Regions from separate parts of the Homo sapiens genome. Here region 2 is linked to region 1. The links are chromatin contacts, found by Hi-C in ENCODE. All regions are on one chromosome and are shown on one strand. The core of a region is the stretch at or near the end of the contact, and the rest is flanking DNA. Distances in the headings are between cores, read along the strand shown. Region 1 holds the start of SBK1 (SH3 domain binding kinase 1). Region 2 holds the start of ZNF646 (zinc finger protein 646).

The links. A loop is a pair of places that touch in the nucleus more often than their neighbours do. Pooled maps may share reads with other maps.
Region 2: a pooled map shows a loop between it and region 1 (20-fold over the local background). The contact joins the promoter of ZNF646 here to the promoter of SBK1 in region 1. A Hi-C loop is called at or near these places in 4 of 50 pooled maps.

Annotation. Positions count from the first base shown.
Region 1 is chr16:28,290,852-28,295,803 of GRCh38, reverse strand. It overlaps SBK1 (SH3 domain binding kinase 1), which reads right to left and starts at 3,279. Exons shown (of 4, transcript NM_001024401.3): 1 at 2,504-3,279. It overlaps LOC124903670 (a long non-coding RNA gene), which reads left to right and starts at 3,739. Exons shown (of 2, transcript XR_007065033.1): 1 at 3,739-4,037. RefSeq lists silencers at 3,179-3,408, 3,616-3,787.
Region 2 is chr16:31,070,713-31,076,359 of GRCh38, reverse strand. ZNF646 (zinc finger protein 646) reads right to left here and starts at 1,938. Exons shown (of 3, transcript NM_014699.4): 1 at 1,729-1,938; 2 at 1-114. The coding sequence starts at 35. It overlaps ZNF668 (zinc finger protein 668), which reads left to right and starts at 2,120. Exons shown (of 3, transcript NM_024706.5): 1 at 2,120-2,701. RefSeq lists enhancers at 1,172-1,704, 2,060-2,199, 1,705-2,238, 2,858-3,152, 2,444-3,244 and a silencer at 2,510-2,969.

The sequences.
Region 1 (4,952 bases), core at 2,030-4,529:
TCATTCTCCCGCTGTGGCCTGAGGTTGCCACATCATCTGATTTTTCAAGAAGATCCAAAAATCAGCTTTTGTATGTGAAATTGCCTCCCCCCGACTTTTTTTAAGCACTCACAACAAAGACAAACATGTAAAATACATTGGACCAACAAAAATCGTCTATAGGCTGTATTTTACAGCACGTGCCCTACCATACGCTGGGCTCTGAATTAGACAATGCTGATGCAGTATGGACAAGACAAACCTGGTTCCCGTCTCCTGGAGCTGAGTCTAGATGTGGAGACAAACTCTCACTGCACATGTAGACACACGCCACTACCTCCAAGCCACCAAACCACCAACCAATCAAATTCAGCTCTCTACTACGTGCCAGCTCAGGTCAGCTCAAAAAGGGAGGTGGAGGCAGAAAACGGCTCCGGAGCCATCCTAGAGTGGGGCTTTTCAGGTCAGGGGAAGAGCACGTGACGGAGGCAGAGAATTAGAGGACACGGAGGAGATGGGCTAGGAGAGGTGGTTTAGGGCCAGGCTGCAGTCCAGAGACTATCTGGACTCAGCGACTTGATTCTGGACTCAATGGAGAGCCACTGCAGGTTAGTGAGGAGGGGAGGTCTTGCTCCTTGTCCTCCTCTGGCCTCCTCACAGTTTGCCCTGGACACAGTGACTCAAATTTCTGCTCTTCAGCCTCTGGTTCCACTGCCTTGCCTGTGGGGTGTGTGACAAAGCCCTGGGCTTCTGGGAACCCCCACTGGGGGGAAATGAACTCCTTCAGCAATGGGTAGAGCAAACCTGGATGCTTGTCCTGCCCAATTTCGATCTCCATCCGCCCTTCAAGCTGCAGAGAGGCTCACTCTCTGTCATTTTCTCTGGGAAGGGCCACGTGCTTGCCCAAGGTCACTCAGTCTTCAGGGCACCTGATTCCCCCACAGCCTGTGCTGAAGGTGGCTGCCTCAACTGTCCTGAAATTGGCAGGAGAGGCTGCCAGAGGTCTGCCCGCATCAAGTGCCCCCTACCCTCGTCTCCAGCTGGTCACATCCTCACCCTTGGGTCAGTGCCAGCAGCAGGTGGGGGTGGGGGCACTTGGTGCTGGGAAGGTGGGAGATGAGGAGTCAGCCACCCAGGCTCAGGGCTCCCAAGGCTGTAGCAGGACAGGGATCAGCTGCTTCAGGTGTAGGGTCAAGAATCTCTCAGCTGGACCTGGCCCGGTCCACTTCAACAGGCCCAATGGGACGTGCCCAGGGGTCTGATGATCAGGAGACATCAAGAAAGGAGATAGGAATGAAGTGGGGAAAAGGACCCTGACTCTAGCGCATGGTCCATCACAGACATTGGCGACAGGTTTGTTGAATGAATAAGTGAAGGAGCTACTGGCAGGGCTAGCTGTATCCTGGGTCCTGCCTTCCCGAGCCTCAGTTTGTGCACCTATCAAATGGGTCCAGCATCACTGCTTGTCTGCAGAAGGCTCAGAGAGAAGAGATGAGAGGAACTCCCAGCAGCCCAGAGTGTGTTCTTTCCATGCAGTCCAGCCCCTTCTCAGGATCTGATTCAGGATTTCAGGGTACAATGTCCCCTAGGGTCTCTCGGCTTCCTCATATGCGGTAGAGCCTGGGGTTCAGGACCTCACTGAGGGCCAGGCTGGGGTACGGCCGTGTGTACCACCTGGAAAGCCACAGTGAGACCCTGGAATTGGCCCTTGGTTGTCTGGGACACATTGAGCCAACCCTTGGTTTAACCTGGGTGTTCTCCAGGTTAGGAGGGGAAGGGAAAGACTTGGGTTGCTGTCCCTGGGACAAATGGGAACAGAACGGTGCCCTGACCTGAAATAGCTTCTTCATCTAGGCTACCTCTCCTCCCCAGAAACTAGCGCCTCACTTTGGGGGGTACTTACTCCCTCCCTGTCCCACAGGGAGTACAAAGTATGGTTTAGGTAAAGACCGCCAGTGTGGCCTGGGTCGGGCAGCAGAGTCACAGGGAAGATGCGATTCCCATTCATCCGCTCAAACACACCCCTTCCCCGCACTCTCACAGACAAAGACACACACCCGAAGCCCCAGCCATCACCCAGGGCCACATAAGGCAGCCCCCCTCACCTGTGGGCACCCCCAAATTTTCCCCTCTCGGGGGGACTTCACTAGAAGCTCAGCTTGGCCGTGGGGGAGGGGTATTCACACTCCAAGGACCTGGGGGCCAACCTCCAGGCTCGCAGCTTTTGGGGGGGGACTCTCCGCCCTCTTCCCCCCTCTCCATGGCACAACGGGCTCCACCACCACTCCTCCGTGGGGCCGGGGAGCTGCGCCCGAGCCTCAAGGCTAGGGAGTGGGGTGGGGGAAGGGAGAGGAGGAGGGGGCGGCTCCTCCAAGCGAGACACAAAGAGACGTCCTTCAGCCTCGGCTCCATGGCGACGCTGGGGAAGGGGGAGCGCGCAACCCGATACTTCCTTCCCCACCTGCAGGGCTATGGGGACCTCGGTGGCCACTCACCTGCCGCCCCTCACCTGGGCCCGGCTTACCTGGGCTGGGGCCGCGGGGACGCCGCGGCAGGGGGCCTGGGCGCCGTCGCGGTCTTCGTCTGCCCGGCCCCGGGGGCTCAGGGCGCCACGACCATGGACCGGGGTGCAAGCGGTGCCGCCAGGGGCTCAGTCGCCCAAGTCCTGGAGCTTTAGGGGGGGGATCCCCGAGGCTTCTTGCTGGTGAGAGTGTCTCTTGCTGTCCCCGGCTGCCTAGATTTGGGATTTCTATGTACCGGAGTTGGGGGGAATTGGGATCCCCTGATCTAGGGGCGTTCTGAGCTGGGTCTTCTTGTCTTGAGGTGTGGAGTTGTAATGACCGGATCTTGGGAGGGGGTTCTCGCAATCCCGGCCTGGGGGCACTGCGTTCTAGGTCTTGGGGCGGGGGCCCAGACTGAGGAGGGGGAGTCCTTGCGGTGCCGTAGGGGGCTTGCTGTCTTCTAAATACCGAGGAAGTCTCCGCTTTCCCCGCAGGGGAGTCGCTCGGTGTCGGATCCGGGAGGGCCCCCCCTCTTCCCCGAGGCTCGCCGGATCCTGGATGTGGAAGGGGGCTCCCCGCACTCCTCGGCTGCGGGGGCTTTAGTGGGTCCCGGCCACCGGCGGGCGCTGGAAGCCCCTCAGCCGCTGGGGGGCTCGGTCGCCGCCGCTACGAGCAGCCCGGCCCTGCGCTCCCGGCCCCCGGCCTGGCCCGGGCTCCGGCTGCGGCTCCAGCTCGCGCTCCGCCTGGCGCTCGGGCCCCGGCCCCGGCGCCCGCCCGGGCTGCGCTCCATCGCGGCATCGCGGCTCCGCCCTCCAGCCAGCGCGCACCTGCCCGCCCGGCCCGCGGCTCCGCCCTCCGGCTCGCGCGCCGCCGCCCGCCCCTTTGTCCGTCCCGCTCGGCGCGCGCCCTCGCGCAAGCGCGCTCACCCGCCGCGCGCCCGCCCTCCCGCCGCGCGCCGCGGAGCGCAGATTCTCCCCGCGCGGCGCCCCCACCCCCTTCCGGCCGCGCTGGGTCCTAGCGCCGGTGGCTCCCGAGCTGGCTCCCACCCCCCACCCCCCACCCACCCCACTCCTTTTCTAGGTCAGAGCCCACGAGGGGGCGAGAACGAGGTTACAGAGGACTCGGGGGAGTCTGAGAGGGTCACCTGGTCCAGCTTTCTGGGCCCTGCGGGACGAGACTGCCCCAGACTGTCCCGGTCTGTGCTAGTGGGGCGGAGCCTGTGTGTGTTTGAAGGAGGGAAAACAAATCCAGGTTCTGCATTCGGATATGCATTTCATTCATCCATGCGTCCGCCTGCCTGCCTGCGCTTCCATCCATCCATCCATCCGTCCGTCCATCCATCCATCCATCCATCCATGCATCCTATTTCCAGCGAGACGTCAGAGAACTCACAGTCTTCTTGGGGAAGAGGTCATAAACTTGGGCCTGGGTGGTTGCCCTATCCAACTGAGGTCGCCTTTGCGATCCCTGCTGCAAATAGGCAGTGACTAGTCCAGGAGTGCAGCTGGGAGGAACTGCTCGCCGGATAGAAGGGAAGAAAGGAGATTCTAGGCAGAGGTACAGCAGGTGTAAGGGATGTTGCATTGTCTGTTTGATAACCGGAAATTGGTGGCCTGGATGAAGTGGGTGGATGGGGACAGAGATGAGATAGGGACAGCTCGTCCTTCCAGGCCCTGTTCTTTCTCCTCCCTGCAGCTCACTCTTTCCCTAGTGAGAAAGCCCCAATAGGACGCCTTCCCTATTTCTTTCTTTTTTTTTTGTTTTTTTAGCTTCAAGCTTCAAAAGCATTTCTTTTTCATTCTTTTTTTTAATTATTATTATACTTTAAGTTTTAGGGTACATATGCACAACATGCAGGTTTGTTACGTATGTATACGTGTGCCATGTTGGTGTGCTGCACCCATTAACTCGTCATTTAGCATTAGGTATATCTCCTAATGCTATCCCTCCCCCTTCCCCCCACCCCACAACAGTCCCTGGTGTGTGATGTTCCCCTTCCTGTGTCCATGTGTTCTCTTTGTTCAATTCCCACCTATGAGTGAGAACATGCGGTGTTTGGTTTTTTGTCCTTGCGATAGTTTGCTGAGAATGATGGTTTCCAGCTTCATCCATGTCCCTACAAAGGACATGAACTCATCATTTTTTATGACTGCCCCTATTTCTTCTAAGTTTTTGATCAGGCTGTTTTCTCAACCCAGCGTAATCCTCCCAGCCACTCCCGACTGTTTCCAGAGCTTTAGGAGCCAGGGATTGCAAACGCAAGTACCTACAGGCGCAGACATGAGCGACTGGGGTCGCATGTAAAGTGATAGAGAGGGTGGAGAAGAGGGGAACTGGAGACATCGTGGGCTGTGCGTGGCTGGATGATATTCAAAGAGAAGCAGGACATCCAGAAATCTTCCAACTTTTAAATGTTTGAAACGAATTCCCAAAATTCGGAAATATTGAATGGGCCAAATGAAACACACTTTG
Region 2 (5,647 bases), core at 689-3,188, 2.8 Mb before region 1:
TCGGAGCAGCTGAGTGAGGGGGGTGTGTCCTCCATGGGGCAACGTAGCAGAAACCTGGAGGTTCAGAAGGAGCAGACACGTGGCAGCACCTTCCTCTGGTGGAGGGGCCAAGGCCTAGGAAGAGGGGGCAGTGGTCAAAAGGAAGGCCTGAATTAACTTCGCCTCTTGGCTCTACGAGCAACAAGTTCACCTGAGGTCACTGAGAGGTTCCCCAAGCATCCATGCCCAAGGACCTAATTTCTACTAGATCCAATCTGCAGGCACCATCATTTAAGGCTTCCCTGTGCACAAGCTTCCCAAATATAGGAGCTCCCCTAGGCTTAAGTCATCCCTACAGGTATAGCTAAGGAAATTAAAGTTGAGAGAGATGCAACCTACTTCTGATCACAGACCTGTTATGTTCTTCAGACCAGACTCAAAAGGCATTACTGTCCTTTAAGAACAGTAGGAATCTGCTCCCTACAATCCTGAAACAAAAATTTTCTGTGACATCTTAAAAGGACACCAAAACCTTCTCTAGGCCTTTCAATAAGAGAAGTCCAAATCTTCCTACTTCATCTCTCAGCTAAACAGAGTAGCTGAGAAGCACTGAAAAAGCAGCTGTTTCCTCCAGTTAATAGCTGAGGACCTGAGAGGAGAGGTTAGAGGCCTCCTTCAGGGAAAGGGCTGGCTTGTTCCCCCACCACCCCGAGTCATTTCAGTGTCACAAGGTCTCTTTTCCTTGTGACAAGAGAGTTAAGAGAGTTAAGACTCTCTTAACTGGGCCAGGTGTGGTGGCTCACGCCTGTAATCCCAGCACTTTGGGAGGCCGAGGCTGGTGGATCACCTGAGTTCAGGAGTTCAAGACCAGCCTGGACAACATGGTGAAACCCTGTCTCTACTAAAAATACAAAAATTAGCCGGGCGTGGTGGTGGGCACCTGTAATTCTAGCTACTCAGGAGGCTGAGGCTGAAGAACTGCTTGAACCTGGGAGGTGGAGGTTGCAGTGAGCTGAGATCCCACCACAGCACTCCAGCCTGGGTGACAGAGCGAGACTCCATCTCAAAAAAACAAAAAACCCCAAAAGACTCTCTTAGCGACTTCTTTTATCTACTTCCCTTGAACTCAAACTATCTTCCATCTTGGGAATAACATCAATACCAGGTTGTAATGTCACTTCATTGCCTACCTTTTCTCTCCCATGCCTCCTGATCTTACCCTCACCAGTCTTTCTCATTTTTTTCTTCTGCCTCCTCTCTTAATACTGATGATGACAGCAACTCATGAAGAGTATTATATTACCATGTGCCAGGCACTGTGCTAACTATATTCATTGTGTTACTCAATCCTCAGAACACACGGCAATGCCTGTTATTCTAGTTCACGTAACAGCAAACCCCCTGACTGAGGCGGTCTTCATCCCAAAGCCCTTGCTCTCTCATGCCCCCTACATCGTCTTGTCCTTCTCCAACTCTGACTCTTCTTCCCATGGGACCCCAGTACAACTGTCTCCGACCGTAAACCCCTTCACTGAACCTGCCCCCGGAATTCTCACCTCACAAAGCCCCTTTGATCAAAAGTCCCCTCCCCTAGTCAACCACCAATGAAGTCCTCTGACCTCACTCATCTCGTCTGCCAATTTCCTCTCAGGACGCCTACCTCGCACCGGCGGCCCCCTCTCCTTCCCGCCGCGGGCGCGTCAGTTGGGGACCGCGAACAAGAGCGCGCCTGCGCACTGGGACCCTTACCCTAACTGCAGCCGCGCGCCCCAAGGGGTGGCTGTCGGGGGGCTCTCGCGCTCCCACACACGCACACTCAGCCAGGGTTCCCGGGAGGTGGGAGGGAAGGGAAAGAGGGAAAGGAGAAGGGGGGAAGAGGAAGGAGGTAGAGAAAAGAGGGCGCAGCTGGCATGAGCCAGGAGTCTACTCCCAGCTCTACGGACACTTCCTATTGTTACTAGGAAACAGGAAGTGTCCTTAGGTGCAAAAGCTTCCCCGCGAAACTTCCGCTTCGGGAGCACTGCCTGTCCCGCCTCCGAGCCGCAGTTTTACGCAGACACACTTCCGGCGCTAAGTTCTAGGTCTGCACGGCTGACTCCGCCCACGTAGGTCACAACGCGGCGTCTTTGCACGCTAAGCTAGCCACACTTCCGGCAAGAGCAGCTAGAATCGTTCCGGTGCATATTGAATAGGCGCAGAAAGGGAGAAAAAGATTCTACAGCCCTGGCCACAGTACTTTGGTGACACTTTTCGTGGGGCTCTCTGGAGGACTTTTCCCAAGGCAGATGGAGAAAACTTCGTGAAACCCACTCCTTGCTATTAAAGGAAATGTTGTGGAATATAATTGGACTTAGGTTTTGCAGAGCTTGAGCATGGCCTTTTTGTCCTCCCACCTTCTGGTTCTTGAAGACATTGCCGGTGACCTGGCCCCAGACTAACACAAGGCGGGCGTATACCGTCAGCCTGCCTGGCGTCCCCTTGCCTCAGCACACACAGAGACCTCTTGCAAGATGCTTCTCTGCCGCCATAGGCTGGAGGTTCCCCGGGAACTTTCCCTTCCTTCCTAGCTGAGGAAGATCCCTCACTTCCGCTCGCCGCGCCACCGGTCCCACCTCCCCGCCCCCCGCTGGGTCCTAGCGCCGGCCCCTGTTTGGCAGGGTCCGGGCTCCGTCGGTGCGAGGAGCCGACGCCGACGCCACGGAGTCAGCACAAGTCTCATCAGGTAGGAAACGTCGGCGGGAAGCCGCGAGGGCCCCGGGCAGCTCCCACGCGGCCACGATCCGAGCTGGCCTCAGTTTCCCTGCGGGCGCCGAGGGCGGGCCGGGTTGGCCCAGCGCGAGCAGCGCGGGCGGGGCGGGCTGTGAGCGGCCCCGGGCGCATTGCGGGCCCAGCAGGTCCTAGAACCCGCCGGCTGTCTCCGCGGTTCTGGGCTGCGGACACCCAGGCTCGGCCCGCGCGGCTGCTGGCCCGGCGCGGTGTGGTCCCGGGGGTCCTAGAGCCCGCCATGTTTTGGGTTTTTGTCCCGGTCGCGTGGCCCGCGCTGCAAGATCCCAGGCGCCGGCGGCCCCCTCCCCTGCTGAGGCCCGGCCACCACTCCCGCGGTCCTAGAGAACGCCATCTTGCAAGCCTTTGTCCCTCATTCGGCCTTCCGTCCATTCATTTGTTCATCTCCTCATCCTTCGTTCAGTCCTCCTTGCCACGTCCTCCGAAGCCACGTTTTCTGAGGCTTATAACCGGGGTCCTGCCCTCCAGGGGCTGCCTGGCTGGCGGGGGCGCCGCGTACAGACGGTTGCGAGGAGCGAGGAGCTCCGGGTTTCTGCAACTCTCGGCTCCTCGGCGCGCTTCGTAGGCCCCACCGCCCTTCAAACTCCCACAAACTTAAGGGACCCCATTTTACTGATGAGGAAACTGAGGTCCAGAGCGGCGTGGGGCCCTTACCTCTCTACTGCCATAAAGTATTCCTGAGGGCACTAGGGAAGGGGGTTCTTGAAGGATGTAAAGGGGCTTTCCCGTTGGAGAAGGCAGGCAAGGGCTCCCCGAGCCCAGGAAACTGCATCTAGAGGTGGAGGATTGAGAATTGTGGCTGGAGGTTCGGTCGCTGCCGGGAGGAGGACTCTGTCGCTGGAGCTGAGGCTGGAAAAGTAGGTTGGGATCAGGTTGTGAACTGGCCCGGTAGGAGGCCTAGGATATGATTAGCGCTCACTTCTGCAGGGTTCATCCGCTCACTACGTCACTCCTGGCCGTGAGGCCTGTGTGGTGACTGCTTGTTTAGAGATGGGAAGATTGAGGTGCCTCCTTTTTCTCCTCATCCCTGCCCCAGGGTCCTAGCCTAGGATTTTTGGAAATTGAATCTTTGCTTGCCTAGTGAGACAGCAGAACTTCATCCCCTTCCTAAGCCAGTAGTGAGGCAAAGCAAGGCTTCATCGCCACGACAGGGAGCCCACTGTGGGATATTGGGGCAATAGTTGAGCCTTGTGGAGTTGGAAAGGTGGAGGAATTTAGTTAATAAACAGTTATTGGTGGACATTCTCACAAACTCCTACTGTGGAGGAGGCAGAGGCTACAGACCTGGGTTCAAATTTCATCTGAGGTTGGTTCTTTCCATTTGTTTTGGGTCACCACACAGGGTTCTGGGTGTAGAGGAGGCAGATGATCGGTTTCCTAGCCCTTTGCCAGCCTGGACTCTGGTGCTGGTGATGAAGAATTAACAGCCAAACCATAAGATGTGTAATGCTAGCAAAGCAATAGTCAGGGCTCAGAGAGCAGGTGTTTGGGATTTGAACACTGGCTGGGACCGTGACTAGTAAGCTTGTTTCTTTGTGGTGTCACTTCTCATAAGAACGCTAATCCTACTGGACCAGGGCCATACCCTTATGACGTCATTCAGCCTTAATTACTTCCATAAAGGCCTTGTCTCCAAATACAGTCACAATGAGAGTTAGAATTTCAATATATGAATGGACAGGGAACACAAACATTCACTCATAATGAACTGCTAGGCAGCTGTGCAGTTGGCTTGAGTAGTTGAGTATTATGCACAAAATGCTTAGAATGATACCTTGCCCATGGTAAGCTTGCAAGGAGTATTGTCCAGATGACACCATAAAGGAAATTAGAGAGGAGGGGTGCTGGTCACTGTGGCTCATGCCTGTAATCACAGCACTTTAGGAAGCCATAGTGGAGGAGCATCTGAAGCCAGGAGTTCTTGAGACCACTGTCGGCAGCGTAGTGAGACCTCCATCTCTATATACAAAGAATTTTTAATAAATTAGCGAGGTGTGGTGGTGGGTGCCTATAGTCCTAGCTACTCAGGAGGATTGCTTGAGTGCAGGAGTTTGAGGCTGAAGTGAGCTATGATTGAGCCACTGCACTCCAGGGTGACAGAGTGAGACCCAATCTCTAAATAAAAATAAAGGCCAGGCACGGTGGCTCACGCCTGTAATCCCAGCACTTTGGGAGGCTGAGGCGGTCGGATCACTTGAGGTCAGGAGTTCGAGACCAGCGTGGCCAATGTGGTGAAACCCTGTCTCTACTAAAAATACAAAAGTTTGCCAGGTGTGATGGCTTTCGCCTGTAGTCCCAGCTACTCGGGAGGCTGAGGCTGGAGAATCACTTGAATCCGGGAGGTGGAGGCTGCAGTGAGCTGAGATGCAGCCACTGCACTCCAGCCTGGGCAACAAAGACTTTCTCTCAAAGAAAATAAATAAATAAAAATGAAATAAATAGGCCGGGCATGGTGGCTCAAGCCTGTAATCCCAGCACTTTGGGAGGCCAAGGTGGGTGGATCACCTGAGGTCAGGAGTTCCAGACCAGCCTAGCCAACATGGCCATCTCTACTAAAAATACAAAAAATTAGCTGGCTGTGGTGGCAGGCACCTGTAATCCCAAATACTTGGGAGGCTGAGGCAGAAGAATTGCTTGAACCCAGGAGGCAGAGGTCGCAGTGAACTGACATCACACCATTGCACTCCAGCCTGGGCAACAGAGGGAGACTCTGTCTCAAATAATAATAACAATAAATAATAAAATAAATAAAAATAAGCCAGGCACGGTGGCTCATGCCTGTAATCCCAGCACTCTGGGAAGCCGAGGCAGTGGATCATCTGAGGTCAGGAGTTCGAGACCAGCCTGGCCAACATGGTGAAACTCCATCTCTACTAAAAATACA